Linked DNA regions of Mus musculus: regions 2, 3, 4, 5, 6 and 7 are each linked to region 1. A link is a loop called in an ENCODE intact Hi-C map of the cell type or tissue named here. Cell type or tissue: left cerebral cortex. All regions are shown on one strand. Each heading gives the region's core, and the rest is flanking DNA. Links, peaks and the distances in the headings are about the cores only.

What was found. A loop is a pair of places that touch in the nucleus more often than their neighbours do. Peaks named below come from ENCODE experiments on the same cell type or tissue, not always from the same donor. Only the 100,000 strongest peaks of a DNase experiment are listed, where the experiment ranks them.
Region 2: a loop joins it to region 1, with 2.5 times the contacts of the local background. A loop is called at or near these places in 4 of 42 quality-filtered maps.
Region 3: a loop joins it to region 1, with 5 times the contacts of the local background. A loop is called at or near these places in 3 of 42 quality-filtered maps.
Region 4: a loop joins it to region 1, with 2.4 times the contacts of the local background. A loop is called at or near these places in 3 of 42 quality-filtered maps.
Region 5: it touches region 1 in a loop (3-fold over the local background); 3 of 42 quality-filtered maps call a loop at or near these places.
Region 6: a loop joins it to region 1, with 2.6 times the contacts of the local background. A loop is called at or near these places in 3 of 42 quality-filtered maps.
Region 7: a loop joins it to region 1, with 2.1 times the contacts of the local background. A loop is called at or near these places in 3 of 42 quality-filtered maps.

Annotation. Positions count from the first base shown.
Region 1 is chr10:13,584,749-13,589,324 of GRCm38, reverse strand. No RefSeq gene overlaps it. Among named protein-coding and RNA genes, the nearest start is that of Pex3, 34 kb to the right of the region's middle. In left cerebral cortex, for the core only: a CTCF peak has its summit at 2,225; DNase peaks (open chromatin) are centred at 1,236 and 2,287; H3K27ac peaks cover 2,114 bases.
Region 2 is chr10:13,672,874-13,677,449 of GRCm38, reverse strand. All of the region lies in intron 4 of Aig1 (androgen-induced 1), which reads left to right. Among named protein-coding and RNA genes, the nearest start is that of Pex3, 120 kb to the right of the region's middle. In left cerebral cortex, for the core only: a CTCF peak has its summit at 2,195; DNase peaks (open chromatin) are centred at 2,222 and 2,571; H3K27ac peaks cover 294 bases.
Region 3 is chr10:13,780,402-13,784,977 of GRCm38, reverse strand. The region is part of intron 3 of Aig1 (androgen-induced 1); the gene reads left to right. Among named protein-coding and RNA genes, the nearest start is that of Aig1, 86 kb to the left of the region's middle. In left cerebral cortex, for the core only: no CTCF peak of the experiment used is centred there; DNase peaks (open chromatin) are centred at 2,044, 2,473 and 4,241; H3K27ac peaks cover 510 bases.
Region 4 is chr10:13,830,050-13,834,625 of GRCm38, reverse strand. All of the region lies in intron 1 of Aig1 (androgen-induced 1), which reads left to right. Among named protein-coding and RNA genes, the nearest start is that of Aig1, 37 kb to the left of the region's middle. In left cerebral cortex, for the core only: no CTCF peak of the experiment used is centred there; DNase peaks (open chromatin) are centred at 382 and 1,801; H3K27ac peaks cover 137 bases.
Region 5 is chr10:13,967,449-13,972,024 of GRCm38, reverse strand. All of the region lies in intron 1 of Hivep2 (human immunodeficiency virus type I enhancer binding protein 2), which reads right to left. Among named protein-coding and RNA genes, the nearest start is that of Hivep2, 3.4 kb to the right of the region's middle. In left cerebral cortex, for the core only: a CTCF peak has its summit at 2,793; DNase peaks (open chromatin) are centred at 2,833 and 4,184; H3K4me3 peaks cover 2,453 bases; H3K27ac peaks cover 1,419 bases.
Region 6 is chr10:13,842,580-13,847,155 of GRCm38, reverse strand. All of the region lies in intron 1 of Aig1 (androgen-induced 1), which reads left to right. Among named protein-coding and RNA genes, the nearest start is that of Aig1, 24 kb to the left of the region's middle. In left cerebral cortex, for the core only: no CTCF peak of the experiment used is centred there; DNase peaks (open chromatin) are centred at 2,073, 2,452 and 4,156; H3K27ac peaks cover 381 bases.
Region 7 is chr10:13,682,559-13,687,134 of GRCm38, reverse strand. The region is part of intron 4 of Aig1 (androgen-induced 1); the gene reads left to right. Among named protein-coding and RNA genes, the nearest start is that of Pex3, 130 kb to the right of the region's middle. In left cerebral cortex, for the core only: a CTCF peak has its summit at 2,315 (motif pointing left); DNase peaks (open chromatin) are centred at 840 and 3,104; H3K27ac peaks cover 1,077 bases.

The DNA.
Region 1 (4,576 bases), core at 218-4,217:
AGATGTCTCCTCTTGTGGTTGGGGAAGGATCCTTAAAGGAAATGGGACTGATGTTTACAGTTGGGGACCGAGAGATTTGGGATCATGACATAAGAATTTGCTGGCGTGCCTCACAGAGTAAGCCTGATTTTCAGGGACAGGCTGTCTTTGAACAGATCTATAGAGCCAAGTTCTGCTATGAGGATTCCTAAACATAGGCAGAGACACGAGAAGAAACAAAATCAGAGAGATCACAGAACCCTAACTCAGGGTCAGACAAGTCAGTGCTCATATTGCATGCATGTTGGGAAATTTTTTTAAGAAAATAGCCTTGTTCTAAGAAAGTTTGAAAATAATTATTCGGGGGTCAGTCTTTGAGACTTTGAACGGGTGAGCATCAATAGAACCAAATGATTCTTAGGGCATCTACTACGCAATGTTCACTGTCCTAGTTGCTGGGTAAATCAAAAACCACCTAGATTCACCATGAGTTCAGGGCGGGACAGAAGCGAGAATAATCCTGAGTTACTAATCACTCTGAAACCACGCGTATATGCAGCTCCTAGGGGCTGTCTATGATCATTCGCTGAAGCAAGGGCTAATCACACTTGCCAGCTAAGACCCAAAGCTCTGCAGACAGGAATCTGTTCCCCTTTCCCCCACTTCTTTCTACAATTAACTTGCCACTATCAATCGTGGTGAACCCAACCATGCACACAACCTGACCTGGGACCTAGCTGCTTTGAGCTCAGAGCAAGATGAGATGGTGCATAAGGTCAAGAAAATGAATAGTTTACGTCACAGTAGAAGGAGGGGTTTCATATACCTGTTCATGGCCATACACTATGCTGAATTCAATGCTAACACAGCGTGTTAGTGTAACTCCTCTGATTTTATATATGATAGGCTGGAGAGGAGCATCTGAGCCTGCTTTGCTTGTATGGGGAGGAGAGGTGGGAAAACACAGTGTTGGACGGGAGGAGGGGATTGGTGGAGCCCCACAGGCCAGGAGTTGGGTGGGGGTGAGGCAAAAGCCACAGCTGATGGCCAAGCCAGAAGTCCTCACTTAACACTCAGAACTAGAGTGTTTTAAAATCTGAATTTTTAATTCCTCCACTGTCTCCACTTACAGCCACAGAGCTTTAGCAAGCTCTCTGGCAAGGACATTGCGCTGAAGAGTATTTGAGGGAAGGAACCCTTCATCATCTCCCCAAGGGCTGAAATAACCCAAATGTGAGGATTTGCATCACTCTCCCTGCTATGCAAATCAGAGAGAAGCCTGCTGGGTGCCCTTGTTTATTTTGGTAAATGTGTGGGCAGTTGAAGGGAAAGGGGCTGTTTAAAATGTATGTGAAACTTTTAGTTTCAAGATGTTAAACTCTGCAAGAAGCAACTTAGATTCCTCGGGAATAAAATAAAACCTTACTTCAGAACTATGTAAGGCATAAACATACTTATGCTCTTTAAGGTTTTATTTTAGGTATATAGGAGTTTTGCCTGCACATATGCCTGTGTGCCGCATGTGTGCCCAGTGTCCAAAGAATGGAGGAGAGTGTTATCTAATCCCCTGGAACCACAGTTAAAGGTCACACTGAGCCACACTGCGTGTACTGGGAATTGCTCTTCGAATCTCCAGAAAAAGCAGGCAGACCTCTTAAGTCCCGAGCTATCTCTCTGGTCCCATATTTAAACGCTTTAAGGCCATGTTGTTAGCAGTTTGAACAAGGATTGGGAACATTTTCTTCCAAATGTATAAGATAATATGCCTCACCTGAAGGGAGAATATGTACACTCCTGTGTTAAGCATGCTAGCCCTCAAATATCATAATTCTAGGTCCTGCCTCTCTTGTCCCTTCTAAGCGTGTCCATGACTTCTGTTCATCTAATCTCAATGCTTCAACCAACCCTGGCTTCAGGATATAGAATATATCTGGAGTTTGCCTCCTGTCTCTGAGATTTCCCTCACTGTATCTTAGTTCCTGATGATTGCTCCTTAAACTTTTCCTTGTTTCCCATTAGTTGAACTACTCACTATTAATGCAAATTGGAATGACAAAAAAATGCCATTGAGAGGCACAACTGCTTCTCCTATACATAGCATCACATAATTGAATTACACGAACTTTGAATAACAAGTTGTTATTGATATTAGTTAATTTTCTGTTGCTGTGATGAAACACCACAAACAGAAGACATTTACAGAGGGGAAAATCTATTTGGACTTACAGTTCCAGGAAACAAGGGTTCACTGTGGCTAGGAGGCATAGCACCAGCAGGGGTGGCGGCTGTTACAGAAAGCTCACATCCTCAGATGAGTAGGAGCAACTGGAAATGGTGGGAATCTTTAAACTCTCAATGCTTGCCAGCAGTGACTTACTGCCTCCAACAAAACCACTCCTCCTATACATGCCCAAACAGCACCAATGGGCACTAAGTGGTCGAATTCCTGAGACAATAGGGCAGATGCTCGTTCAGAGCACCACTGTAGGGAAAAACAAACAAAATAATAGGTGATAAATCTATTTTTTAAAAAATGAGACTGGGGAGATGGCACAGCAGTTAGGAGCACTGGCTTCTCTTCTAGGGGTCCTTTATTTCATATCTGGTATCCATATGATGGCTCAAACTGCTTGTAAGTCCAGCTCTAGGGGACTGGAGGAACTCTTTTGGCCTCCATAGATACCAAACATACATGTGGTGCACAGACATACAACATATGCTGGCCAAACAACCATACACATAAATTGCAATAATATATTTTAATTTAAAAAATAACAGAATGCATATGACTAGAAATGTATTCAACCAGATCTAAAACTATTGTTAGTTAGGTTTCTGCACTTAAAACATCCGGTATTGTCCATGTGATGAAACAAGTAGAGAGCCATGGGACGAAACAAGCTTCTTCAAGGAGGCACAAGTACATATGGAAGGTTAGTGTGTGTATGACAGAATTGTATATTAAATTTCCAAGCCAAAATGGGGGAAACAATGTGGCCAGTGGAAAAAATAAATGAAATCTGCATCTTAACCAAATACAAGAATAAACTCCAAGTGGATAAAAGTCTAGACCTAATAACCATTTAGTGCTTATAACTACCAGAAGAAAATAAGGGTGAATTACTCTTTAATCTTGATATGGAGAGCCCAAAACATCTAGAAAAAAATATGAAAGACTGAAAACTAGAGTTCCATAAAATTGAAAAGACCATGTACAAAAATCAAAAGACAATTGACACATGAGGAAAAATATTTGTAATATATACCACAGGCAAGGGATTTTGAGCCTTAATACTTAAAGAACTCATGAGATAGCACAGACCAAATTATCAAGCACAGGACCTAAATAGGTGTGCATCACCAGGTCTTCTGCATATATATATTAGGTCTTCTGCATATATATTAGGTCTTCTGCATATATATTAGGTCTTCTGCACATATATTAGAGCTTTTAGCTTAGTGTTCACCAAACAATTCACCAAAGGCCATAATAGGGAACTAATGATTTATTGTAGGTGCAAGGACAGAAGATTAAATGTTGACTGGGTTTATCTATACAAATGTTCAAAAACTTCAATGCTAACTTAGTCACGAGAATTATAGTTTTCAATTTTCAAGGAACCTATAGAGCTAGTGACAGAAAATAATTATCTACTTAGACACCTATTCTTGATGGAAATACATGCAAACCTCCCTGTTGTAAATTTCTTATTCAATTTATGATTTAAATTTATGTTTGAACTTTTAGTGGACATTTGTTTAAAAAAAGGGGGGGGTGCTTGGAAAGACCATATGATCTATTCTTCTAGAAAAGGTACAAACTACGATTAAATTAGGGCAGAAGAAAAGAGCAAGACTAGGAGAGGGAGGAGGAGGAAGAGCAGAATAGAGTAACTTAGAAATTAAGAGAACATATAGTCTAATAGGTTTTTCAACTTTACTTTTCCTTGGAAATGAAGATTAGAATCCTTTTTTAAAGTGTCTCCCTTTTTTTCTCTTCCTAAAAAAACTTTCCTGAGAGACTTTCAGAGGCTGACAAGGAGTTTAAAAAACTCTCAGTCTGAGGATCCTATGCAAGGCATTCCTGCAGAGAAAAGGACAAAAGAACCTCGTTACATAATTCTCTGCTGTTATACAAAGAGTATCAGTGATTCCAGAGACTGCACATTCTGGCCTCAGAGTAACTTAAAGATAGGTAAACCTTTCTTATCAGAACTCTGGAGCTGGCCTCCAGCAGGTGGGAAAAAAAGGAGGAGGAGAGGGAGAGAAACTATAATCAGGATGTTTTATGAGAAAATAATCTATTTTCAATAAAGGTGGAAAAACAGAATTTGTGAACAACCAAAATCAGTAGAAAAATAAAAATAATCATGCAAAAATAATTTTAATATATTTCACTTATGCATTCTATATTTATAAAATGTTTATACATTTTAAAGTATGCATAATATTTCGTGAAATAAGTAAGCACAAACCAAGACTGCCGCTCTTCTCACCTATCAGATAAAATTAGTTTGAAGTACAATACAATTTTAGTGGCAGAGCTAAAGAGAGGCAGGTACATGCACAAAAAGCTAGAAGAGATGACGGCAGATTG
Region 2 (4,576 bases), core at 182-4,181, 88 kb before region 1:
CTTCCTCTGTTTGCTGCTGTGGCATGACCATCTAGCACAGTGGTTCTCAACCTTCCAAATGCTGCAACCCTCTAATGCTGTCCCTCATGTTGTGGTGACCCCCAACCATAAGCTTATTTCATTGCTACTTCATAACTGTGATTTTGCTACTGGTATGAATCATAAGGTAAATATCTGATATGCAAGATATAGGATATGTGACCCCCAAATGGGTCTCAACATACAAGTTGAGAACCTCTTTTCTAGCTTAGGGACTTTGATAAATGCAGAGATGGATGAATGGACAACATAAACAAATGCTAAGGTTTGATGACAGTCAAGTAAGAGACTTGCAGTCGTGTGGCTAAGCCTTTCTTTATGATGTGACATGATGTACATGTGAGAAGGAAGGCGTGGCGTGACTTAGTGGGGAGGAATGGAGTAGTTTCTCTCCATCATCTGTTTGTAACAATTACCAACATATGATCAAACTTGTTTTAGCTATAACTCTTCCTTGCTGCGTTTGTTTTCCAGAGAAATAGTTTGCATGCCACAAATCCTCCTTTAACATTGTGCAATCAGTCCATGAGCCTGTAGGCCTATCGTTACTCTAGCCCCCAGATATTTGTACTATCCCCAGAAGACTCCTTTTATGCTTTAGGCTTCAACTCCTTATTCTGTACCCCTCTAGCCACTGGCAGTAACTAGTCTGTTTTTACTCTACATGTGTTAGACTGTTCTGGACATCTCACACAGATAGAACACATACAGTTTGCTCCCTCCAATGAATGACCAGCTTCTTCCATTTAGTGCATTACAGATTGAATGAGCAATTGCCTACTTTTCAGAGCTGGGTGGCAATTCATATACAGACCTACCACATTCCGAGTACATATGTGTATGTGTGAGTACATGTATATTCCTGTGAGTGTGTGCATTTGGGTGCAAGTGTGTGTGTGTGTGTGTGTGTGTGTGTGTGTGTGTGTACCAGAAGAGAACCTAAGCAATTGTTCCTCAGGAATCATTTATCTTGCTTTTTTAAAAGTCTTTTTTATATTCATGATGCACTTGATGATATACAGGGGTGAGCAGTGCACCCAGGACTTGCCATACAAATGGAAAAGAAAGGATGGCTTTAAGAAGGTTGCTCTTTCTGTCAACCTTTCCATGTGTTCCAGATACTGGACTGAGAGCATCAGACCTGAAAAGCAGGCCCTTCACCTGCTGAGCCATCTTTCTAGGCCCAGGACAGACTTGTGAGCTTCCTTCCTCGCCTCTTCAGCACGTGGTTTTCATCCTGTACTGCCTCAAAAACTAGGATGGCCACAAGTGTTTTACTTAGGGTTTTGCTGCTGTGATCAGACACCACAAATAATAAACGTCTTATAAAGGACAGCAATTAACTGGGGCTGGCTTACAACTTCAGTCATTATCAACAAGTCGGGAACATGGCGGCATTAAGCCCACACCCACAGGCACACACCTACTCCAATGAGGCCACACGTCCTAATAGTGCCACTCCCTGGGCCAAGCATATACAAGCCATCACAACATACAAGGAGCTGACCAAGTAGTCTAGGCTGGGCAGCCAGCAAGCTCCAGGAATCTTCCTGTCTCTACCTCCCAGCTGGTGTTACCAGGGCAGACTTTATTGTTTTAAATGTGAGTTCTGGTGGAAATAGAGTTCTTATGCTTGAGTAGTTAGTATACATAATGCTCAACTCTCACCACTGCCAAAAATACCATATTTTGCTGATGCATTCTTCAATTGATGACCAACTTTCTTATGAAAAATTTTTTGAATAATGATGGAGCTTTGAAAATATCAAACACACGAGTTGAGAGAGAGAGAGAGAGAGAGAGCACACTGGTGGAGAAGCAGTGATGTCATAACACAGAAAGCGCTGGCTGAACTTAGAGGCTCCCTCTGCCTTGTCTTCAGAGCTATACATATCAGCTCTGTTCAACTACTTGAAATTTCATGAACTCACCTTTGAGACATGTTATGTCCATCCCTCTGCCTGAACTATTTCCTTCTAGGCCTTACCACCACTCTAAGTCTATTTTGGAATCTCACATAGTAGATTTCGTACTCCAAGAACATTTCTCTGACATATGACTCACCTGTGGTTCCCAATTTCAGGTACTCTCACAACATGTGCAGTAACACGGCTTTGATCTACCTACACACCACACTACACCACCACTAGGCTGTGATCTCATGGGCAAAAGCTATGGCATTCCCCACATGTGCCATGTGGCTTGGGGCAATGCCCAGTGTCTGGAAGGAGCTTGCTAAGTTGAAGTAATATTTGAACAAAGGGATAGTGTACACTGTCAAAAACATCAGTCCGGATAGGCATCACAGTACACACCTTTAATCCAAGCACTTAGAGGCTGAAGCAGGAAGATTATCACATCAACGCCAGAGAATGAGCTTGTCTCAAGAAAAAAAAAAAAAAAAAAAAAAGGAGCAACAATAACAATACTCCTTTGAAACCTTGAATGCTGAGAAAGAAAAAGGGCTGAGCAGATGGTGGCTGCCTTTTCTACGTGCTGGCGGTTGCATTTCCTCAGAGAAGAATGTGTCTTAAAAAAAAAAATAAGTGAGAACTAGCGTAAGTGATGTTTGTCAAAACATATTTGTCTTTCTAGAAAATGTCGCGAATGAGTCTTTAGAAATGATTAAATTATCAGCTCTCTCATTTTCTTTCTTTGTCCACACTGTGTACTCCACACTCAGTGATAATTTCTAAACACAACTGAAATAGGCTGTTTGCAGAGCCACACTGATGGAGAGATGCACAGTAGGAGCCAGGATTTCCCATCTAACCGATCACTAGAAATAGCCTCAAGAGGACTGTGGAGATGGGTCCCTGGGTAGAGTCCTTGCCCTGCAAGCAGAAGTCTGAATCCCCAGAAGCCACAGGAGGACAGATGTAGACATGCACGCTTCTGTAATTTCAGCAGCCTTGTGGGGAGCTGGGAGGTGGAGACAGAAGCATTGCCAACAGCTCACAGGCCAGCTAGATTGGTGTACTCTGCAGCAAACAAGACACCCTGTCTCAAAAGGTAGGATATGAGGACAGATATCCAGTGTATTCACTCACATTGTAACTCACACACACACACATGGGAAATAATAGAAGAAATAGTCTCCTAACAGACATTAGAAAGAATAAAAATGGTGTCTACTATTTACTAGTAATTGGTCTGCCCCCATCACCTTCAAAGACCGGTTAACTCAGTTAAGATTTTTTACTGTGCACACTTATAGAAAATCAAAGTTTTTAAGTACATATTGAACCCATAGAGTTGTTACCTAGACTTGAGTAAATGAAATAGCCACACACAGAAAATAAAATTAGGTTTATAACACTGTGCACTAAGTCTTTGAATGGAAGTTCCCTTCAGGGTGTCACTGTATAGAAGTAGCTGATGCACAGATAACTAAGTGAACTTGATCTGTTGAATGAAAGCAGGCAATAGTCTCTTTCTCAGTTCACTTTCAATAGCTTATTTCTCAATGTGTGATTCCTTAAAGCAATGGTGTAGTTTGTTTTCATGAGACAAATATTGGGATGTGGCCTTGAATTGGCTCTCACTTTGAACTCAAAGCATATCTTAAGGCTGATCCAATGATGAGCAAACACAGAAATATTGTTCCTTCAGATCACCACGTTTAAGGTGTTCATTAACCTTAATCATCAGGGCTCTTGGGAAGAAGCTGCAGGGCCAACTTTGACTGGTCCTGTGTTGTATGAAGCTTGCTAGCATCTAGGAAGCATCGAGCTCACACAAAGGCCAATCAGGGAGGTTTCCATGGTAGCAGCCTTCTTTCTTTCTTTCTTTCTTTCTTTCTTTCTTTCTTTTTCTTGTCGGCACATTTCTAGCATAGATCAGATCTGAATACTCACTGTGCTACTGCTTAATGAAAAAGAAATGGAATATTGATAATGCCAGCAGTCAGGCCTGCTTTCCAGGTGCCACACCAAGGAGAAGCAGGATTATCTGCTCAGCTTTCCTTTTCAACCAGTGATCCGATAAGGAGGCCTGGTGTCCCTTTGATCTTGTATGTTAATGACCTCCAGTCATCTCCTATTATTGCTATAGAGACAAATGGATCTGCATGAGAAGTACAGCTTTGTCATCAAGGCTGCCTCTTATAGTAGACAAGCTTGTAAGTCTCTGCCAGGGAGAAGTCAATGTAGCAACATGGAAAACCAAAAAGACAACATTAAAGAATGAAGGTGCTCAGTCCCTGCTAAGTCCGCGTATGTATTCATTCTGCCCAGATTCTCAACACCTGGGTTTTCTCATGGTCCTTATTACCTAACATCAATGCATTGTGGAATCACCTCTCTCTCGTTGTAAATTAATGATTTCATCTCTTAGCCACAACTATGGGATGGACTATGTAGACTTCTTATTCTACAAGAAGTCAGTAGGGAAGTTAAGGGCTACTCAGTCATCCAACCAAAGAGGACTTACCAGGGCTAAACATCGTCCTGCCGCTCACACCTTCCTCCTACTTAGACGAGGGTGCAGAAAGAACATTCTTGATCCAATTTCATTTAATTTTCCTTTCTCTCTCTCA
Region 3 (4,576 bases), core at 263-4,262, 200 kb before region 1:
TGTGAACTACATACATGAGTGTGTGTGTGTAGAGGACTTGTGTGTGTGTGTGTTGTGTGAACTACATACATGAGTGTGTGTGTGTAGAGGACTTGTGTGTGTGTGTGTTGTGTGAACTACATACATGAGTGTGTGTGTAGAGGACTTGTGTGTGTGTGTGTTGTGTGAACTACATACATGAGTGTGAGTGTGTAGAGGACTTGTGTGTGTGTGTGTGTTGTGTGAACTACATACATGAGTGTGTGTGTGTAGAGGACTTGCTCCTTAGGAGCTGTTCACCTTGATTTTTGAGACAAGGTCTCAAGGCTAGGCTGCTTGGGTGGCAAGCCCCAGGAACACACCTATCTCTTCTTATACAGCAGTAGGATTACATATATTCACCTCCATGATGGCCTGCCTTTCTTCTTTTTCCCTCTCCCTCTCCCCCTCCCCCTTCCCCCTCCCTCTCCTTCTCTTTCTCCTCCTCTTCTGTCTCCTCTTCCTCCACCATCTCCTCTCTTCCCCTCCCCCTTCTTAGGAGTTCTAGAGAACAGAGATCTGCCTGCCTACAAACCCAGCACTTACCAATGTACCCATCTCCAGAGTCCCTGTAGGTCATTATCTTATTGAAAGACTTCTTTCCACATCCTTGCACAGGTCCCAGTTGAAGAGGGGCCTCCTTACCAAAGTCCCAAGTAAAGATTTTATGAACCCTATTCTAACACAATGACACTTTATCATCTGCTTTTAAGGCTGAGGTTTCCTGCATCTCTCAGAAGTGCCGGAGCGTTAACCATATGTGGGGTACGACTGTATCTGTTAGACATTTTCTATTTTCTTCAGTTGACTTTATACCAATGTAGATGATTAAAGGAAATACAATCCTTACAGAAAACTCATTCCCCTTAGAAGCCAGATCTGCCTTTAGCAATTTACATGGCACTTTCTCTTTTAGAACTCATCACTATTGAATTCATGGTGGTTGTCTTAGTTAGGGTTTTACTGCTGTGAACAGACACCATGACCAAGGCAAGTCTTATAAAAAACAACATTTAATTGGGGCTGGCTTACAGGTTCAGAGGTTCAGTCCATTATCATCAAGGTGGGGGCATGGCAGTATCCAGGCAGGCATGGCACAGGAGGAGCTGAGAGTTCTATGTCTTCATCCAAAGGCAGCTAGTGGAAGACTGACGCCCAGGCAACTAGGGTGAGGATCTTATACCCGCACCGACAGTGACACACCCATTCCAACCAGGTCACACCTATTCCAACAAGGCCACACCTTCAGATGGTGCCACTCCCTGGTCCAAGAATATACAAACCATCACAGTGGTCAACCCTGGCTGGCTCAGGCATCACCCTCATAAGATCTGATGGATTCAGACTGGGGGAGAGGAGCACACCACCTGGATTTTTAAAACGTTCCCTCCTGCACATGGCTTTTGAAGCACGGTTGAGGACCATTGAATTTATTTGCCTCTGTAACATCCTTGAGGTTCAAGGAAAGAGACTTATTGAAAGAACCATAGAGGTAAGACACCTTGGACACAGCTGGAGCTAACTGAATGGTAGTGGTGGCAAAGAGACCAATAGCTGTGATGGAACACCCAGCCACACTCAACTCTAGGAGGCTGGTTAACAAAATATGGCTTCTTTGCCTTGATTTCTATGGGACTAATATACTGGCACCCTCTCTAGATTGTAGGAAAAATGAATTAATATTACCACTTATTAAAGATTAAAAGTATACTCTATGTGTCAATTGCTATTAATCCTTGAAAATATTTATGGAGTTCAATGGTCTGTAACTAATTAGAGACTGCAGTTAACAGGGGATATGGGTTTCCTCAGCGCTACATGAAACAAAATATAAATCTTTTATATAACTCTATTTCCCCTAGAAAGGTTTTTTTTTTTAACTTGTCAGAGGGATTTTTAAACTTTTATTTTATTTTCTTGGATCCCACTGCTTTTCCATAAATCCTATAAGCAGAATTACAGTGACGTGAGTCATAGTCTTAACACATTTTTGGAGGTTCTCCCGCCAATGCAGCTTAGACTGGGGGAGATTCCTGAGAGCAGTGTGCTTGGGAAAGCATGGGTGGGAGGAGAGGGAAGGCAAGAGAGGTGAGAATGAGGACAGAGGAAGGGAGAGAAGGGGGACAGGAGAAGAGAGGAGGGAGACGGAAGGAAATGGTCTGCTTTAGATCACATTCGTTTTTAAACTTAACGACAATAGAAAGGTGCAGCTTTCCCATTCCCCTAGCAATGTGTGTTAGGCAAGCCTCAGATTTTTTTTTTTTTTTATGAGCTAGCACTTGTAACTCAAAATAGTTTCCCCACAAAACTTTTGCTACATAAGTGGTAATTAATTTTCAAGGCTAGCTTATACATTCCTTCTATTCTGTCTGAAGGTGAATTATTTGGGCGCTGGCAGTGCTTAACACTAGACTGAACAGTTGAAATGTGGTAGACGTGAAGAATATCAAAGAAATAAATCAGTCGTTGGAATCCCTAGAAGTTTTCAACATGAACACTGGCAGTGGAGGGGAAAGAGCTGTGATGTGAGGAGGAGTGGGAGGCTGTGCAGATACCTCGTGTGCTTATTTGCAAGAGTCAATCCTCGAGAACCGTGTCTCATTTCTTCCCACTCTGAATCTTGATGGGCGAGATGTCATCTGCCCGATGGTCCTTGGCATTCACGCAAGCAGACAAGGCAGAAAGACCCCTTTCCCCTGTGAAGCTCCTCCGTGGTTGGGAGAAGGGAAGTGCAGTCACGTGGTGATGATGACTGTGATTTTTCCATCTTTGGGTTTCCAACCCAAATCAGATTCGTATTGGAAGAATATTAAAGTTCATGCCGATTTACAAGGAGTTATGACAACACTTATCAGATACATTTGATGAGCGAGGACCTGCTATGAATCAAGTACTCTACCTCTGCATGGACAGTCCCAGGGGCTTCCAATGAGCAGCACCGGAAAGCTTCCATGACACACTCAGGATACCACAGAGCAGAGAGACACACAAACAAATTTGTTTCTCCTACTCATGCTGAAAGGGGGGAAGCTTTTCTGTGAGCTGTACCATTGCAGGGTTAGTAGGAAGTGGGTATTTCTTAGTTTGGATTGTATTGCTGTGACAAGACACCATGACCATGTCAAATATTATAAAGGCAAACATTTAATTTGGGCTGGCTTACAGTTTCAGAGGTTTAGTCCATTATCATCATTGTGGGAAGCATGGTAGCATCCAGGCAGACATGGTGCTGAGAGTTCTACATCTTGGTCTAAAGGCAGCAGAAGGAGACTGTGTGCTACGCTGGGCATAGCTTGAGCATAGATGACTGGAAAGCACTCCTCCATAGTAACATTCTTCCTCCAGCAGGCTCGCATCACTTGTGCCGCTCACGATAGGTCAAGCATTCAAACACATGAGTCTATAGGGGTCAGACCTAGTCAAACCACCAAAGGTTTCATCAGAGAAACCTCATTCTCTCATCATCAAAGAATAAGGAGGACTCATAGTAAGAGACCAGACCATTTATAAAGGGGTTTCCTCAACAGATAACACCCTTATGCCTGAGACTGTTCTGGGTGCTGATTTGTTTCCTTTTAAGGAAAATTATAAGGGAATGCTCCAAAGAGGGAGGAATGATGTTGGGAATCTTTAGTGATAAGATGATTTGAAGAGCAATTTCTATTTATGTTGGGTATAACTGAAAGAAGAGAGAAAGGTGGTGGGGGGGGGGTCATAGAAATATGGTTAGAAAATAAGCAGAGGCTCTGATCTGTAAGAGCCCAGTGCACCAAAAAGTTGTCTAGGGGTTTCTCCCAAGAAACGAGAGGCTAGTGAAGGTCTTACATGAGCAAGATATTTGGATGTGTGTCTGCTGGACAGACAGAGAGAGAGAGAGAGAGAGAGAGAGAGAGAGAGAGAGAGAGAGAGAGAGGAACTGCATGTGTGGTGTTAGAAACAGCACTGAAGTATGATCCTCCCGAAGCTGACCTGCGGAGAAAGAAGGCACTGCAGTCACCCAGGGAAGACATTTATACCCTGTGTCCTGACTAGAAAGGTGCAGATTCATCCTACCAGCTGAAGGCGGGTGTGGGGAGATTTCTGGGTAAGTGAAAGATGGTTTGGACCATTTTTTCCCAAGACACCTTTCTCTAGGATTGAAGGAGAAGATCTGAAGAATACAGGCAAGATTTGAAGAGGGAGAAAGGGCTAAGGATGGAGCCTTGGCTAGCGCCTACACTAGGGGTGGGTGGAAGAGGAGGTGGTGAAGAGAAACTCGGAAGGAGCCTTTGCAGGGACTGAGGAGTGTCTTGGGAGGAAGGTCTATCTATGCAAAGCCATGAAGGCGAGTGTTTCCAGAAAGAGTGAGGCACAAGCTTCCTAGGCTACAGAGGTATAGCAGCTCGCACAGCTGCCAAGTGTGTGTGTGTGTGTGTGTGTGTGTGTGTGTGTAGACCAAAGGACACCCTCAGGTGACATTCTCTGGAATACCATCCACCTCCTTGGAGACAGGGTTTCTTATTGATCTGGGGCTCACCAGTTGGGCTAGGGCTTTGCCTGTCTCTATCACCTTAGTGCT
Region 4 (4,576 bases), core at 208-4,207, 250 kb before region 1:
ATGACGTCACGTACGGTGTCACTACCCACTGTGCCATGGTGACGCTCAGATTTTTCTCACTGTGACTGAGAATTTCTCATATGAGTAAGTAAGGTATGCTTCATCTATGTAACTAATAGTTATAAGAGCCTTCACATCTGTATCTGAAAAAGACTGACTCATATATTTACATGAAAATCCAAATATTTTATGTTAGTTCATCAATTGAAGGCACCAAGTGTACCATTGACTGTATCCTAGAGCTTTTACATGAAGAATAGTAGCGAATTCCTGCATGGAAAGTATGATGGAAATCTAAATTAGGCCTTCTTCCTTGCGCCTGTCTCCCGGGTGAATTTCCTTATTCTGTGGGTTACATAAAACACACGAGTGAGTTCCAGATACTTACGCTTCATTGGCACCAAGCCAAATTTCTATTTTCTTTTCCTGTAGAAAAAAAAATGATGCTGTCGGATTTTTGCACATAGTGCACCACTAGGTTTTTTGAGCTCACCCAACCCTGCACTGATTACCCGGCCCTTAAAATTAGAGGGGCTGAGTTACAGGGAAAGGATTGAAATAGTAGCATAGGATACGAAAAAAGATGAACTGAAACACAATAGAGAAAATAATAGAGTTTCAACCTACTCAGTGATCAGTTATGAAAGTTAAATATTATCAACACAACTGGAGCGCCTATGTTCCTCTTATGGCCTCTTCTTTTCCAGAAGTACTTGAGTTTAGTGCTGTTTATGTAGTTTTATTTGTGTGTGCCTGTTCGAGTGTACACCACATGTGTGTGCTCCCAGAGACCAGAGAGGGCGTCAGATCCTCAGGAGTAGACAGGCAGCAAATTGTCTCAAGGCCAAGCCAGCCCTCCAGTCTGAATTCAGTGTTATTGATCTCTGGGTGTTTCTTCCTGCTCACTGCACGTGCCCGTACCATGTCCTTATATTTGTTTCATGATTTATTTTAATAGTGTCAAAATATGCCATTTCCTGCCTCTGTTTTTAGTTCACTATTTTTTTGTTGCAAAGATTGAAACCTTTTTGTTATGAGGTGAGAGTTTTCTTGCATAAGTCGAGCATAGTTTATTCAGTCCACTATTTAAAAACAACAACAACAACATGTCATTGCTTCAACTCTGGTAAAGCAGTGCGAGCTGACGCTGACTTTCTCACATACCGAGGTTTCTTTAGGGCAGTGCTTCTCGGCCTTTCTATGCTGTGTCTCTTTAATACGGTGGGTGAGCCCCCAATCATAAAATTGTGTGTCGTGTTGCTTCATAACTGTAACTTTGCTATTGTCGTGAGTCATAGTGTAAATATCTGTGTTTTTCGGTGGTTCTAGGCGACCTCCATGAAGGGGTCATTTGATTCCCAGTGGGGTGTCAACCCACAAGTTGAGAACCGCTGCTGTTAGGAAACTGAGTCACCAGATCAAGAGAGCACGGCAATCTCTACACTATTACATCTCTGTTGTTATTCACAGTGTTTGTCTGAGTTGCATTCCCACAATGAGCTTTCTGGCTGAGTTAGAATTATTTGTATCTCTATTTTGATGAGAAAATGCTATCTCATTGCAGCTCTCATTTGAATCCTCCCTGGTATTGGTCACACAGGACACTGGATGTTGACCAACAGTCACAGAGAATAGCACTCCCTGGTGTGGTCATCAATGCCTCGCCCACACTCTGTGAGGGCTGACAGGGAGCTGACAGAGATCCAGACATCTTTAGTCTTACGATATGACTTGAGAAATTCCCTAAGCATAGAGTTGTTCTCTGACTCATCTCTGGTGATCAGAACCTGATGCTTTGCACACTTCTGCTTCATTTCCACTTGTGGCAATCTTCGAAGCGCCCGCTCTGGCTATTTATACAGCAACAATAGACTGGAAGTCATGGAAACTGAAACCAGTTTAAATTCTGAGTAAAACTGGAGCATGACTACTGCTTTGGTTGACTAGTAATAGCAGGGTTTGAGGGAGCTCCCCAAAGCCTACGCTGCTAACAACATGTGTGCTATGAGGCTGAGCTCACAGCTGGAAACAGATGTTTCTAGGAACTTTCATCGCCTTATTCTGTGCTCAAGTGAGGGACCATATACAAAACTTCTACAGACTTCCCACTGCCAATGTGGGAATGCCTTTTCCCCTCGCTCAAGTATTTGCCAAGTTCTATAAGGTAAGGAGAATTGTATCGCTTAAAAATAGGTCATTAGCAAATTATTTCCACTTGAAGAAGTCAGAAGACTTCTTAATCTACCTTTGGTGTAAAGTAGGTAAGATTGGACCCAGGGATCATATTCCTGCCCCTTCTAAAGTTTTGTTTAGCTATGTCTTGGTATGCTGCCCGGTTGCACTCAACATCCACAACTTTGACCCTAGTTCAGGAAATTGACAAATTATTGGTTTGTTCTATTTCCTGGTTCTCACCCACCATGCTCTGGCCCAAGGAAAGTGTGGCCGTTGTGAATGATTCCATTTGTAATTGATTTGGGAACAGTAAAACGGGTAACTGTAGTATACAGTGGTCATAGCACCTCTACAGTACTGTGGAAAGATTTGATTTCATAAGTACTAATAACCTAAGTTAGCCATTTAATTCAGCATCTAAAATAGAAATTTGTTCCAAATCAGGGTGGATTTTTCTGTTTAATTAATTGAATTCTTTGTCGCCAGCTCTCACTCCTGTGGCAGACAAATGCCTAAGTCCAAGTGATTAGAACACACAGGACAGTCTCCCTGCATTTGGCTCATTCATCTGCCCCCCCCCCCCTGGCATTTTCTAAACCTCATCAGTGAGTAGAAACAGACCTCAAATGTGAACTGTGAAATAATACCTACCCCACTTAGATAATTAAAAATTTTCCTGTTGAGTCTATGTAGGGATGTGTGTGTGTGTGTGTGTGTGTGTGTGTGAGAGAGAGAGAGAGAGAGAGAGAGAGAGAGAGAGAGAGAATGGGGAGGGAAAAGAATGTCTTAAGAAGAATGAAAATGAAAGTAGTGGAGTCCTTTTTTTTGTTTTTTGTTTTGTTTTTGTTTTCTTTTCATTTTGAATCATTTATTCAAATTCCCTGTTTTGGCAGACTGATGGCAGGTCTTTTAAGGTAGCATACTTTAAAATCTTATCTCTGAGAATTGCATTTAGATATTTTGATTATATGTGCCCTCATGCTCCTTCCAACTCCTCCTCATCTGTCTCCCAACTTTTTATACCTCACTGTCTTAGTTACTTTTGTAGTGCTATGACTAAGTACCATGATGAAGATAACTTATAAAAAAAGAAAGCACTCCACCAGGCTTGCTTATAGTTTCAATGAGTTTGTTCACTGAAGTAGTATCTTAGAGCTTATATCTGATCCACAAGCAGAAAGGGGGGGGGCAGAGAGAAATACACAGAGAGAAAGATACAGAGACAGGCAGACAGAGACAGACAGAGAGACAGATACAGAGGGAGACAGATAGAGAGAGACAGAGACAGACAGAGACAAAGAAAGACAGAGAGACAGATAGAGAGAGAGACAGAGAGATAGACAGAGATAAGGACAAAGATATATATATAGAGAGAGACAGAGACAGAGAGAGACAGAGAGAGGGACACAGAGAGAACTCACTAGGAATGGTATGAGCTTTTGAAACCTCAAAGCTCATCTCCAGAGATATACCTCCAACAAGGCCACACCTCCTAATCTTTCCCAAAAAGTTCTACCAGTTTCAGACCAGGCATTCAAATGTATAAGCCTATGAGGCTCTTCTCATTCAAGCCACCACAGCCATTCAGTCACTTCTGCTGTTGTGTGCGTGGATGTGTGGCCATCCACTGGAGCTGGTTAAAATACCAGGGGTCACATCCCAGAAGGAAACTGATCCGCCCTATCCCAGCAGTCTTCAATTGCTTTAGCTGAGGGTATGGCTGTATGAGCCCCTCCCCCATTTATGCTGGAATTTTGACTGGTATGATCTTGTGAAGGTGTCTAGCAGGAGTGCAATAGCTCTGTCATGTATGGAAGGCAATGCTTTGCAGCAGTCCCCACCCCACCCCATCTCTGACAATCCTCTCAATTATCTAAAACTGTAAATTAATTAATTAACAAACATATCTAGTTTCCATTTATACGGTGAGCTCTGTAATTAGGCTTTGTATATGTTCTCTTCAAGTGTCATAATACATGCATGCAGCTGTCTTTGTGTTGTATTTAGTGTTGTAGTAAATATTTAATCTCAATTGGAGGTTTCTACCCCACCTTAGATCATTCAGTTCCCAGGTAAAGGACACAGAACATAATTATAATAAGCCTTAATAGCACTAGAGCTGGGCCGAACCTTATAAACGATTAGTATCTGCTATATTTACAATAATCACAAGTTATAACTTGTCATGTTCCTTTGGGCCACTCTTAACTCTAATTGGTCAGCCCTCATGGGCATGCTTTCATGACTCACCTAACTCATAGCATCTTCTACTCTCTCCACCTGTTTCTCTTTCATTGTCCTGCCTCAGACCCCAAGCCTAGGAACTAAAACCCTGCCTATCTCTTCCCTACCCAGCTATAGGATGTAGGCATCTTCATTAACTAATCAGGGATAAATTGGG
Region 5 (4,576 bases), core at 296-4,295, 380 kb before region 1:
ACAAGTCTTTGTTTCCAGTTCTTTTCCTTCAACATTATGTTACTCTGACCCCAAATCATAGAAAATCAAATGCTGACATTTGCAGTCATGTAAATAAATTATCTGGAGAACTGTAAAGCTTCATTCTTCACTAGTTGTTGAGAAACACATAGTTCATACATGGCTCCAAAGATTAATTGGTTACTTAACACAAAGACCCTGATTTAAAAAGCTCTGAATTTGTAGTTATTTATCAATTGGATCAATAATACAGGCTAATCCAGCTTATTAGAGTCCCCAAATAAATATTTTTGAAATATAAACTCCGTATGACTACAAATAGTAGTACAAGCTGAAGTCAGCGCATCCAGTGCCATTAGAAACTTCCATAGGGTCAGAACCGATTGACTGATAAACAAACACTACAAAGGAGATGTCTGTTATCCATCTTCATCCAGCCCCAGGACATTCACTTTCCAACAACCATCTTCTAGCCTGGCCAATAACATGGCCATCAAACAGCCTAATTTGCTAGGAGCGGGCCTCATTTCTGCCTGGTTGGATAATCATTCATGCGGTCACAACCTGCCTAGGAGGAGGCCTGACCCTCAAGGTCTGGCCTTATCTTGTTATCGCTTCTCTCTTGCTATCAGCCCTCCACCCCCGTTGGCTTGATTTCAGCCCCAGAACACAGGGACATCTCCCAACCTCATGACAATTACATTGTTCTTTCAAAACTTTCCCATCCTCTTTTCTTTACTTGACTCTTGCTTCCAGACCAAGGTGACAGAAACTCAATCAGCTCTGGTTCAGTTCAAACACATAGCCAACCAAGGCCCACGTTACTGGATCATCACAGAGAAGTCAAATTTGAATGGGGACAAGAAACACATCCCCTTTGTGAAGCTTTAGATTAGGTCACAACAATTTAATGCTAAAATAGTTTTCCAAACGACCTAAAAGCTGTCTAACACCTTTACCAAATACTGATTTTTCAAACTGTTTAAGTTTTACCATAACAACACAAAGGCAGCACCGCTCTGTTGTGACACCAGGAACCAGTAAGAAAGTAACACCATTTCTCAGACATTTCCTTCAAGCACATACAACTTTGTTATCATAAAAGCCTTCCTATCGTTTTTTTCTTTTTTAAAAAAAGACTTATTTATTTTATCCATATGAGTACTCTGTTGCTCTCTAGACACACCAGGAGAGTACATCAGATCCCATCACAGATGGTTGTGAGCCACCATGTGGTTGCTGGGAACTGAACTCAGGACCTCTGGAAGAGCAGTCAGTGCTCTTAACAACTGAACCATCTCTCCAGCCCCTCCCTATTGTTTTTTTTAATACTCTATGTTCACCCACAGTTTCAAAGAAAAACCCTCACGAAAGCATCAGCATTAGTGAAGACCTTCAGTGACTAAAACACACCCACTTAACCTGCACAGTTTGAGGTTCCAGATGAAACCCGAACTCCAGGAAGCAGAGTTAGCAAACTCCCTTGGCTCCTCTCTCTGATGCCACTCTAAAAGTCACAACACCAACATACCAAGGCTTAGTCAAACCACAGACCCACAGTGAATTCACATGCAACTTCGTAAATGAGAAGTCTAATTCTGAAATGTTCAAGTAGAGGTATACAAGAGAGCCACTTCTCCACCTGCAGGTCTGATATAAAGGACTAAAGTAACAAAAAGTTCTCCCTGCATTGGTGTGAAGTAATGTGTGAAAACTGTATGATAGCTAACAGGAGAGGAGCAAGCCTTTCGACCCACAGCACATATCCAACTGCTGTGAGCCACATTCCCAGTATTAGAACAGTCACCACGCCAGGTTACAAATACTTCACATCTAATACTGCGCCACACTTTCACCATGCCAAATATTTTCTACCAGTCTTTCCTATGTTGAAGTTTTCAAAGTAAACTCTGCTAGCTACAGGTACCAAGTCAAGAGCTGAAAAGAAACACAAATAGCAAACTTATTATTTGTTGTTGTGGCTGAAATGAAGTCCTTAGCGCGCGCACACACACACAAAGACATACACACACACAGAGACACAACACACTGCCGAAGTATAAAATAAAATTCATCATTTTACCGGAATAAGCATAGGGCACTCAACCTGACTTCTGAATAATGTCACAGTGCCAACAGTTCAAGCTGACACATGCGCTATTACTCTCCAAGGCACGCCTGCGTATATGTTGTCTTCTGTTTTGTTTCATAGTAACAAGAAGATCTGTAAATGCATCCCATGGAAAGGGAGCTGATCAATCAAGAGATTCTGCTAGGTAACCTTCCAATGTAGCCAAACAGGACCATTTCCTTATGTGACATGTTACCAGAAATAAATTCTTCTTATGGCATTTATTACAGAAATGTTTTATCTATGTCAATACTATTTTGCCAACCCCCCATCTAACCAGTTAAAATATAATCTGTCTTATATTTATAGTATATAACAGTACATATCCTAAATCTGTACTATCATTAATATTGACTACCATCCTCCTTAACTGTCCCAAATCAACTTTAATCTACTTAATTTTAAGCAACTTTAAATACATAAATATTAGTTGGTACTAATAATTAATCTAATAAAATACAATCACTGAAACACATTACAGATGTCAATTGTGTTATGCCCCTCCTATTCTCAAAGCAAAAAAAACTATATTAGATAATTTTCAAAAGAGTCGGCCCTGTACTATTTATTTTATCATAACATTTATTTTAATTATATATACTGTAATCATAATGTTTTATTTTTCTGCACATGAGAACTATACTGCCCACTTCAAGCCTAGTGGTCAAAGAGATTATGACACTCGAAGCACACTGTCCGTCTGTGGATATTGCAGACTCCCTGACTGCTTGGAATAAGAATGCAGTTGTAACCTGATATCACGACTCGTTAGGGCTCCACCAGAATTTTCTCTTAGCAATAAAAAATGAGTTCTACCTTATTCACATGCACAGCGTTCCAGTTTTAATAAAACTGCTGGACCCGCATCCTAAAACTCAAACCCAGCAAGCCCATTATACAACCGTCTTAGGTAACTTGTAACATTGTATCTTGGCATGCCTATAAGACATATAAGCAACCAGGCATTCACAGATCCTAACACATTTATGTATGTAACGATATGTGAATATATCTAAAACAACTTGGTTTGCTCAAGGACAAATAGAATCATTATCACTAAAGGAAATGGGTCTAAAGTTCCATGGCCTTTTTCTGGGGGGGGGGGTACTGAAAATGTAATTAGTATGAATCTTATTAATACTTCAAGTAATTTCTGGGTTTGATTATTCAGGCAAAAGAAACTGCTGAAGAGAAAAAAATAGCCCTCGAAAAGGACTCTGCATTGACAAGAAGAAGAAGAAGAAGAAGAAGAAGAAGAAGAAGAAGAAGAAGAAGAAGAAGAAGAAGAAACAAAAACAGCCCTCCTGTGAGTTATTGAAGTCTTGCTTTGGAAGTGGAAGAAAGTACCAATATAGTTTTTAAATAGAGTTATTTTTAAAATGGCAGAAAAGGAAGAACGAAAAAAATCAGTTCAATTTTTCTATTATAATGAAAGGACCGGAAGCAAGCCTCTCTGTGTTCATTTTAGGCCTAAATAACTGTGCAGAGCATAAGGGTTTTGCAATGTCAGTTGCACACACAGCTTCCTGTGTGAATTCTAAGCCATTACAGGTGTCCTGGGGTTTCCAGTGTAACCTATTATCAAGAGATTCCTCTGGTCGCCTCTATGCTAACCCCTCTGCCCTCTGTTCTCAGCCCAAGCACGTTTCTGCGGGTCTCCTCCAGGCGACTGTATTACAGACCCTTTCTCTTCTCTGCGTCTCCGAGGTGAGAGCGCCCACTTTCCCTTGGCGACGCAAGTCAAAAGCTTTCGCATTCAGAGGACTAGTTCCTGCAGTCCTTTGCACTTAGATGCTTTCAAGTAGGCGACTGAGGAACCACTACAAGAGACCCTGCTTCCCCTCGGTCTCTTCCCCACTGGGAGCCGCATCCCTGCAGCACAACATCCAGAGACCCTCTCCGACCTTCTAGCCTCCACAGAGACTGAGCGTGGAGGGTTGGGGTCGCATTTTCTCCTGTCCTCTGCTGCACTGGATATGTTATGTAAGAGGGACAGGACGCGGGAGGCACATGCGTATAAAGCGCACCGATCTGTGATAACAGCTGGGATGGCAAGGCTGATCTGGAGTCGTTCCCCCACCAAATACGACAGACACATCACCCTCACCACACACACACACACACACACACACACACACACATACATAGACGCTATGTTTTCCTGTCTTAGCCCTACCAGCACCAGACGCACAGAATGGAAAGGAGGGGGTTGGGGGTGAAGGGAGGTGAGAGGTGCGGCGGCAGCAGCACATCTGCTTTGATAGCAGCCAGCAGAGCCGCCGCGGCAGAGAGCCCCTCGTTAACCCCCTTCCTGTGGCTGCACCACGTCATGGAACATTCCCGGAACGGGCCAACGTTCCACCCACTTCAGGGAACAGACATAAAGGCGCAGACCCAGCTCCTCGCGGTGCACTGCCCAAACACACATGTTTCTTCCCGATCCCC
Region 6 (4,576 bases), core at 201-4,200, 260 kb before region 1:
TTTATTTGTTTCATGGCCACTTGAGTAGCCTGTGCTGTGAAATGCCTGTTGAACTTTTTGTCCATTAAAAGAAAGTTAAGTTGTCTCACTTTTAGTTTCTGGATTGTGAAAAACTACTTTTAAATAAAGGGTAGGAACCCTTTTCAGATACATAGAGTAGTCTACTTCTCCACATCTGTGACTTACACTCTATATGTGTGCTGTCTTTGTGTGTGTGTGTGTGTGTACGCGTATGCATGCGTGCATGCACGTGCACATATGTGTGCCCATGTAGGCATATGTGTGCACATGTGTACTCATGGATGTGTAGGCTGAGGTTAACCTCCCGGTCATTCCCCAGGTGCCACCATGTTGTTTGTGAGGCAGAGTCTCTCTTTGCCCTGGGGCTTGCTGATTAGCTTAGGCTCTCTGGAGGTCGTCCTCCTGTCTCTGCCTCAAAGTACTGGGGTTACAAATGTGAATGACAAGAGCAGGCTTGTCTTATAGACTCTCTGGAGATGGAGCTCGGTTCCCCATGGTTGCAAAGGAGGTGCTGTGCCAACCAAGCCCCCTCGCTGGCCCTATTTATGCTCTTTTTGGATCAGCTGAATTTTTTACTTTGTTGAAGCCAAATTTATCAATCTACTTCATTGCTGTGGGGAATTTTTTTTTTTTTTTTTTTTTGGTCTTTAATGTAGTATTTATCTTATGTAAGACCATGAGGGAATTTCTCTATGCTGACTTCCAGAAGTTTTGTCATCTTACATTTATATCTGTCCCTCAAGCAGTGTTTTTGTGTATGGTGTGACGGGGGTCTGGGGTCATTGCTTTCTCCCATGCTCCCATGAGCCTCCATTGTTCCCTAGTAGCTTTACTATGAATCAACGTCTGACTTCTGATCCCCTCGTCTATTTCCCTATCCTTGCACAAATGCCACACTTTATAGTAACTATGTCCGTAAATTCAGGCTTGACGTTCCATCATGTTAGTCCTCCAACTTTGTTCTTAAAGATTATCTGTAGGCATAATGTTTTTGCACACTGTGTAAAGATTGCCCTGTGCCATTCTAATGCAGATTTCTCTGCCCTCATATCTTGTTTCAATCTGGACACAGCATTGCGGTGCTTATACCAAGAATTTCTTGTCTCAGGTTGGTTTAAATAACTCTTAGCATTTATCTTCCACCTTTTCAATAGCTGATCACCCAGTGGCTGTGTAGAATAGAGAATAGAGTGGGGCATCCGCCAACCAGAGGAAAGGGAAAGGGAAAGGGAGAGAGGGAGATTCAGATCAGCCAGAAGATGGAGGATTTGGAGCCATGAGGAAGGGGTCCAGAGAGAGAGGGGGGGGAGGGGGAGGGGGAGGGGGAGGGGGAGGGGGAGAGAGAGAGAGAGATCATGGAAACACATCTGAAGCCCAAAGAGCCAGATTAATAACATGCAAGTATCATGGGATGGAACTGGGAGACAGATTATCAAGCAGGCTAAAGGTAGATCATTTAGCTGCTCGCTATTAAGGTGCAGTTTAAAACAAATATTGCTTTATCTGTGTCTTATTAGGGATTAACCTAAAGTCAAGAAATACAGCGGCCAATTAATTTGCTGTTTATATTTATGTTACAAATAATTCATTTACAATTATCTTCATTATTGTGGCCTGTTTCATTTCCATTTAATGTTAGAATAAGCTTGCCAAATTTTAAATAAAGACTTTAAGCTATTAATTGGTATAACAAAGAAACCTTAAACTATAACTTAGGGAAAATGGACATTTTCCAACATTGTTCTTCCCAGCAATGTAGGCTATTCCTCCATCTCTGTGGGTGGTCTCTAACCTTGCATGCATAAACTCTGTGATTTTTCTTTGTGGAGGTCTTGCTCATTTTCCAGCAGCCACTTTCCTCCTTGGGTCCTTTCTCTTTACTAGCAATCAAAATGTTGCTTTTTTGCTGGCATCCTTAGCAGCCCATTAACAGAGAAACTATTTTGAAACTTGAAGACAGGAAGTGTCCTTCACCTTGAGGAGGAGGTGTGAGCTCCTTTCTGTTGTTTGAGGTGTTGCTGAATGTCTTGTCCAGATGGAACCTTGGATGTCCTTACAAGGAGCAGATGTGTGTGGGCAGAGTGTAGCTTACTATATCGAGAAGTGCACTGAGTGTCTCGAGGTATCACATACAGTTAGCTGAATGAAGAAACCAGTGCGTGCTTTAAGTATCTGATCCATGTTCATTGATACTGAGCAAATGACCGTTCCTAAACAAATGGATCATGTCTTTTACATCCTTCCTACATCTTTGATTTCCTAGTCAGTAGAGCTGACTTAAATAAAGAAAATCCCTTCAGGAGGCAATGAGTCCTACTCAAATGACTGGAAAATATACTCTTTAAGGGGTAAAATATTCTGGAGTTGCCTCTAGTTGCTATCTTTTATTTCCCATCATGCTTTAGGAATAAAGTTTTTCCTCACTGACTTTAGTCTCTCAGCTCCAATTCCCATCCCACACTGGCTCCTAGCCTTGAAGGCCTATTAAACCTGCACTCAATATCAAGGCGTATAGCCCTTCTACTTACCAGAGCCAGTGGAAAAAATGCCCCCCTTTTTTTCATTTGTGGCTGTTAAACTGTCCTCTGAAGGTCCCCTGCCTACCTTGGCATCTCTCCTCTCCTGGTATTTCTGTTCCACAAGTTTTCTTCTGGCTGTTTTTAGGGCTCTCCTCATGCCCTTTATGCAGATGTCCACTTCACATTTCCTGTTTCATGTGGCTTTCTTGATTGTCAGCATTCTGTGGATTTTGGTGTCTGGTCTGGAACTATCTAAGCATCCAAGTGAGTCCGTCCCTTCATTTCAGGGCCCTGAAGACTCAAAAGGGAACACACACATCATAAGGAAACTCCAGTGAGCTGTTTATGTTTGGCGATTGGCACCTTTTCCACCGGGCCTGTGTATTCCTCGCCTGTCTGCGTCTGTGACAAATACCAGAGAGAAGTAACTTCAAGGTACTGATGATTTAGCTCGCTCAGGATGTTAGAGGTTTCAGGTCCTCGTGATGGAGAGAGCATTGCAGCAGTTTGCCAATTGGAGTGAGTCAGGAGAGAGGGCAGGGAGTGGGGAGTGTGGGCATGGGCTTTTCTGCCCTTTGTCCTTTACATCGTCTGCTGCCCACACGTAGGGCAGGTCTTCCTAAGCCTACTTTAATCCTTAAAGTGTGCTTCCATAATCTAATCCCTTCTAATCCAATCAGGCTGACCATCAGGATTAGCCATGGGTTTTCTTTGTCCACTTGCTAACCATGTCCATGGTCAGCATACTGCTTTAGGCTTTCCCTCAGTATCCTTAACATCTCTGTAGCCTGCCTCCTCTTCTGTGTATCAGTCACCTTTTCTCTCTTCCCACATAACCCTGTACCTGGCTTGCTTGAACTACTTCCTAACTGGCCCGTCTGTCTTCAATATTTGGACCCTCTAGGCCAGGATCAGTAGGGTTTCTACAGTGGGCTGCTCCTCTGTCTAGCTCACCAATAGGCCAGTTCTTCCTTTAGCACAAAGACCTTTGCTATGGCTTTATAAACTCGTGATGACACAGTATCACCTCCTGGTGTTTCCAGGCTCATCTCTGGACATGGCTTCCTTCCCATTCCTGTCCCTTGCTTTACTCTGCCTCTTCCTTCCCATTCCTGTCCCTTGCTTTACTCTGCCCCCCCCCCCCGCTCCTTGTTTTGCTTTTCCCAGAGTAGGCTGAGCCTTATTTCTCACTCTCCTCATGTCATTTGTCAAGTCTCAGCTTAGATAGGACATGTTGTAGGGGAAACATGTTCTCATCCACTACCTCCATTACTATGTACCATACTGTAATGTGTTATATACATCGGCCTCACTGTCAACTCAGCGAAGGCAAGGGACATATTTGTATCATCCTATGGTGTTTTTATAAGTAGGGACCGTGGCAGGCTCTGTGGATGCAAAGATGAAGGACTTTTGTCTCAGCCCACAAAGCTCTCACAATGTGAAAAATGAAACGAACAGCAGCAGGTGTTATCATGCCATTTGATGAGTTCTGTATGACAGGTGTTTTCAAGAAGTGGTAAGAGGAGCACCTTCGGGGTCAAGTGAGTTCTCCTGAAGTGTGTTCTGGCATCCCTAGAGAAACGGCGCGTAGAGGATAATCCTGAGAGTGACGATCACCTCCAGAAATAGCCCTGGCAGCCCTTCAGTCAGTTTGCCAGCTCATCTCCAGAGAATGTTCATTGGCTCTTCAGATGCAGAGAACTGCATGGGAATTAAGTTTTAACAAACAGTAGCTCAGCATGTAGATAAATAACACGTGGTTAATGGAAAAAAATAGCACAAAGGTGCATTTTCAGGGTACTTAGTTGAGATTTGAAAGAGTAAATATTTTGTCCTGTGTGCTTCGGGACTCTCTGACAAAGTCCTGTGTGTAGTGTCCAAATATGGTGACTTTGTCTGAAAGTACAATTGTAAAGCACAATTTGCCTTGTATGATTTCAGTCTGATATCTTTTAAATATGATGGATTCCATAAAAAAATCCTGTGAAATGAGACCTTTATTACTGCTTCCCTCTGAGCACCCTTTGTGGCAG
Region 7 (4,576 bases), core at 302-4,301, 98 kb before region 1:
CAGGTCTGAAGTCTACGTCCCACCGAAGTCAGCCACAGACTCCTGGGATCCTCCTTGTTTTTCTTGTTGCCACCTTTCCGTGTCTTCTCAAGCTCCCGCTGAAATGAAAGCAGGAGCTTTCTCCTTACCTGCATTATCTTCAGACACACTGAAGATTTTTGACAAAAAGATGTACTGTAAAAAATAATCTTCTTAGACATGAGAAAAAATTAGAATGAAGGTGGAAATCTAGATCATATTAAAGTCCCACTCAATAGAATGCCTCCTCACCAGCTGAGTCAACCTTTACTGTCATCATTAGAAGGTTTCATTTCCTCCTGCTCGACCTGAGCCTTTTATTCCCCCCATAGTGGCCTCTCCTGTTGACTTTTATGTCTTTTATAGTACTTTTGGGTTTGGGGGGACTGTTTTGTTACGTTTTTCAGATTTTCCGGTAGTAGAGTCCAGGGTTCAAGCCAAAAGTGTGATACCTTGGCTAGTGAAGAGGTAGCTAAGGACTCCCTTCCCACCGTCAAAGCAGCTCACTCTCCTCCAAGGCCCTCTCCCCAGCTCTCCCAGCCTAGACTGGTAAGGGGCAGTGAGTGCCCTTGCTACTTGACTATGAGTTCTGTGGAGCCTCCTGAGAAGGAGGTACCTCTCCATACTCATAAAGGCAAGCACTGGAGAATCCTTGGTGACTGTTGATGCTGAGGCTGGAATGTGGTCTCAGGACCTTCTGTATGCCTCACAGCTGAGCCGGGAGGGATACAGCAAGTAAGGGAGGGGCAGCCGTGGGACAGGCCACTGTCCTTCCGTTTCTGTCCTGAAATAGATAAGCTGCAGAGGAAACTGCTTTACCAGAGGGAAGTCTGGCACTGAGGTATCTCCATGGCCCAATGACAAGTGAAACTTTGAGACAAGAATTTTCCAAGAGCAAGCAACCGAGTATGTACTGCCATAGTCAGAGGTCACGGGAACTTTGGTTTTTGCCTCCTCTAAAATGGGAACAAACATCTGCCTCTCAGAGTTGTGGAGACTAATGAACTCATAAGAAGAGTCCCTCATGAAAGTCTTTCATCTCTCTAAGCAGGAAAAATAAAAAGAATCCTGCATGTCTGCAGAGTCTCTTTCTCTTTCCCAAACAGCGTTTTTATTTTCATTCTATGTCCTGTTCTCATGGGCCTTGCTCCTCTTTCATGGTGATTGTCTCTCTGAATTCTCTATTGAGAATGTTGAAAGCATTTTTTTTTTTTTCTGAAACGTTCCTATGGTTCACGTATTAAGTTATTTCCAGAGCTCAGCTCTCCCTTGGGAGCCGAGAATGTCATTGCTTTCCCATTATCCCAATCTGCTCATTTTTTTTCACAAGTGCTTTGCCGAAAAAGCATTGTTTTCTTGGATTCTAACAAGAAGCCTGTGTGGACAACTGAGAATTTCCCACCTGACGGTGATTTGCCCCGGGTCCCTCACAGTGTTCACCAGTGTGCGGGTCACATGAGTTCCTTAGCTCTGCACGTGAACTAAGAAGGCCTGAGCATACTGTCCATGCCAATCCCCAGTACTGATTGTTCAGTTCCATCCTCTCCCACCCAAAAGGGCTGGTTCTCAGTTGCTCTCCGTGTCCCTGGAGAGCTAAGAATTAGAGGCGCTGTTGACCTTGCCTGCTCACAGATAACTTTCCCTGTGAGCCTTCCTCAGCCTCTCAGCTCCCTCCAACCATCCTGTCACTAAGGTTGCTTTCCCCTTGGCTTTCGGAATCACTGACTGAGTGGATGCTGCCGTCTCTTTGATGCAACCTGCATCTCTGTCTACCCCTCTCCCTCATTCCCCTTATGCCTTTCACCTTTTATTTCAGGACAAGGAAGGGATCTAACTGGCCACCTCTGCAAACATTTTTTTTAGTGCCCATTTTCTCCTCCCCGGCAGGGAGTCTCCAAACCTGTGCTCAGCACATACCCCCTCCACCCAAACTACTCTGTAACCTTCCACTGATGACCTCATTCCTTGATGACTTTAGTCTCCCTTCTAGACGCTTCCAGTCAATATCTGAACCCATTTCTTGACTCTGCCTTACAAACACTGCTCTTGTACGAACAGTCCCTGGGCACCTACCTGCTGCCCAGTGTGTCACAGCTGAGCTGCTCTCACGACTTCCCTACACCATATTGTATCCATTCTCACATTCATGTTTAAAAGTCAGGACACAGGGCCTGGAGAGATGGCTCAGCGGTTAAGAGCACGAACTGTTGTTCCAGAGGTCCTGAGTTCAATTCCCAGCAACCACATGGTGGCTCACAACCATCCATAATGGGATCTGATGCCCTCTTCTGGTGTGTCTGAAGAGAGCAAAAGTGTACTTATGCATAAAATAAATAAATAAATCTTTAAAAGGAAAAAAAAAAACAGTCAGGACACTGTACTGTTTGGAGAATGAACTCCTGACTCTGACTGGCTGAGCCTGAGTCATGTTCCTAATGTATGACTTGGGATAGTCATGTGACCCCTCTCTGTCTCATTCTTCTTATCTGTAGACTAGATGATTAATAGTACCCATCACCCTCAAAAGACTGTTGGATCACTATGATAATATTAATGTTCAGCTTTGCATATGCCCAGAGTACATATTGTTACTATTATTAGCCCACCTCAGTGTGGCTTAACTGTTCATTAGCAAAACCTGTACAGATGTCACAAGACATCACCAGTGACTTTTGTTCATTGAAGTTGCACATGCTTTGTAGGATCTCTATTGTTGCATTATCCCTACTTTTCAAAACACCGTCTTCCTGTAACTTCAGGACTCTTGTCAGTCTTCCCACGAATATCTCCCATGTCCGAGGATCATGGCAATCTCTCTTAGTTTCTTTGTGGTCTTTTTCCATCTACACAAAACCCCATATTGGAGTTCTTCAGTGCCCAGTGCCAGCTCCTTCACTCTCCCTGAGTCATCCCGTCTCTTCTGTGATCATCAGTTCAGAAACTCTCCTAAGCATATGTTATATCTACTCATTTAGCAATTACAAAACCGCCTCTGGCCATACCTAAATTCCCTATCCCATGCACCAACTTGCACCCCCTCCCCCAGCCCCAACATCATCAGCCATCCATTACTCATACCAGAAACACACCAGACATCCTGAAGTCATCTTTCCGGTGTCAACAACAGGCCACCAGTTGCTCAGACTTGTGCTTCCGAGGCATCTTCAGAAGCTTCACACTTCACTCTGCCTCCGGGGTTCAAACTATGATCCGAGCTCCAGAAGTGTCGCCTGAGCTATAGCATGAAGCTCCCACCCCCTGCCATCCCCCTGTCTGTCCACAGACGGTTTTTTAAAAAAATGATCTGAGTGTATAGACATCTCTTTGCCTCTATGGATTGAGTCCAAAATTCCTTACACCCTTTAGGCTACTCTTCATTACCTGGCCCTGCTGACGCTCTGGCCTCCTCCTCCTCTTCTTCCTCTTCTTCCTCCTCCCCCTCCTCCCCCCCTCCTCTTTCCTTAGTTCTCCAGCCACAATACTATCCACCTGCAGCCACTCTGTCAATCACAGTAAGTGCCCCTCATCTCTGAAGCTTTCCCTTGCTCCATATTCCATGGAGCTCACTTCTCCCAATGTAGGTCTGCCGTTGTCACCCGTCGATCAGGCTCCAATCCCTGCATCTTGTTTTCAGGGAGCTTTCCTTCTCTCATGCCCCTTATTTGGTTCAGTTTTTCTGTGGGGCATTATTGTCAGCTTTTTTGCAATTCCATCAGGGGACTTCAAAACTAGCTAGAGTCATGGGGTCTTGATTTTTGTTTCAATACTTGTTCTCAAAGTCCCCTCCCTTCGCTGTCCAGAGTAAAAATCTGTACCTGAAACCTTAAAGAAAATAGACACCCTCCTGTCTACAGGTCCTAAGTGTTGATAATCTTTAGACATGGCAACAGTCAGAATAGTACAGAAAATAGGCTTACATTAGCTTAGTGAGAGAAATCGCGATGCATGTGTGTGTTACATGAAAGTAAAGTTTGGAAACTGAATACACACATGATATATATATATATATATATATATATATATATATATATATATATATATATATATATATATGATATCAGATACTTTGCTCAATAGTAGCCACGTAAAGTGTCTACAATGTCCCCGCTATCCATTTCTCTGAGATTGAATTTCAGCTTTATTGTCCCTTTTCCCACCTGCCTGATTTACTTAAATTGCCAACAGAAACTCCTAAACTTCCAGAAGAAACCCCAAAGGCCACAATCTGCTGGAGTGACAACCCAGGCGGGAGGTGATCCAGTTTAAGCACTGGAAACATTTCAAGTAGAAGATTTTACTTACTAACAGCCTCTCGGCTTCCCTGTGGTGAGCTGCATTGGGCTTCTGAGACCAGGAGAGCACTGGAAGTCTCAGAACAGCTCCTCTAGTGGGCAGCAAGTGAGGGTTTCTGCGCCTTCCTGTACAGTGGCTCCAGGCCTGCAGAGGCTCACTATAACAGAATGGCTTCCTCAAGCAGCAATAACCTGGAGGGAGAAAGTGCTTGTCTTGTAGCACTGAGCAGTGTTGGGGCCCCAAAATAAAAAACTAATTGAAAATA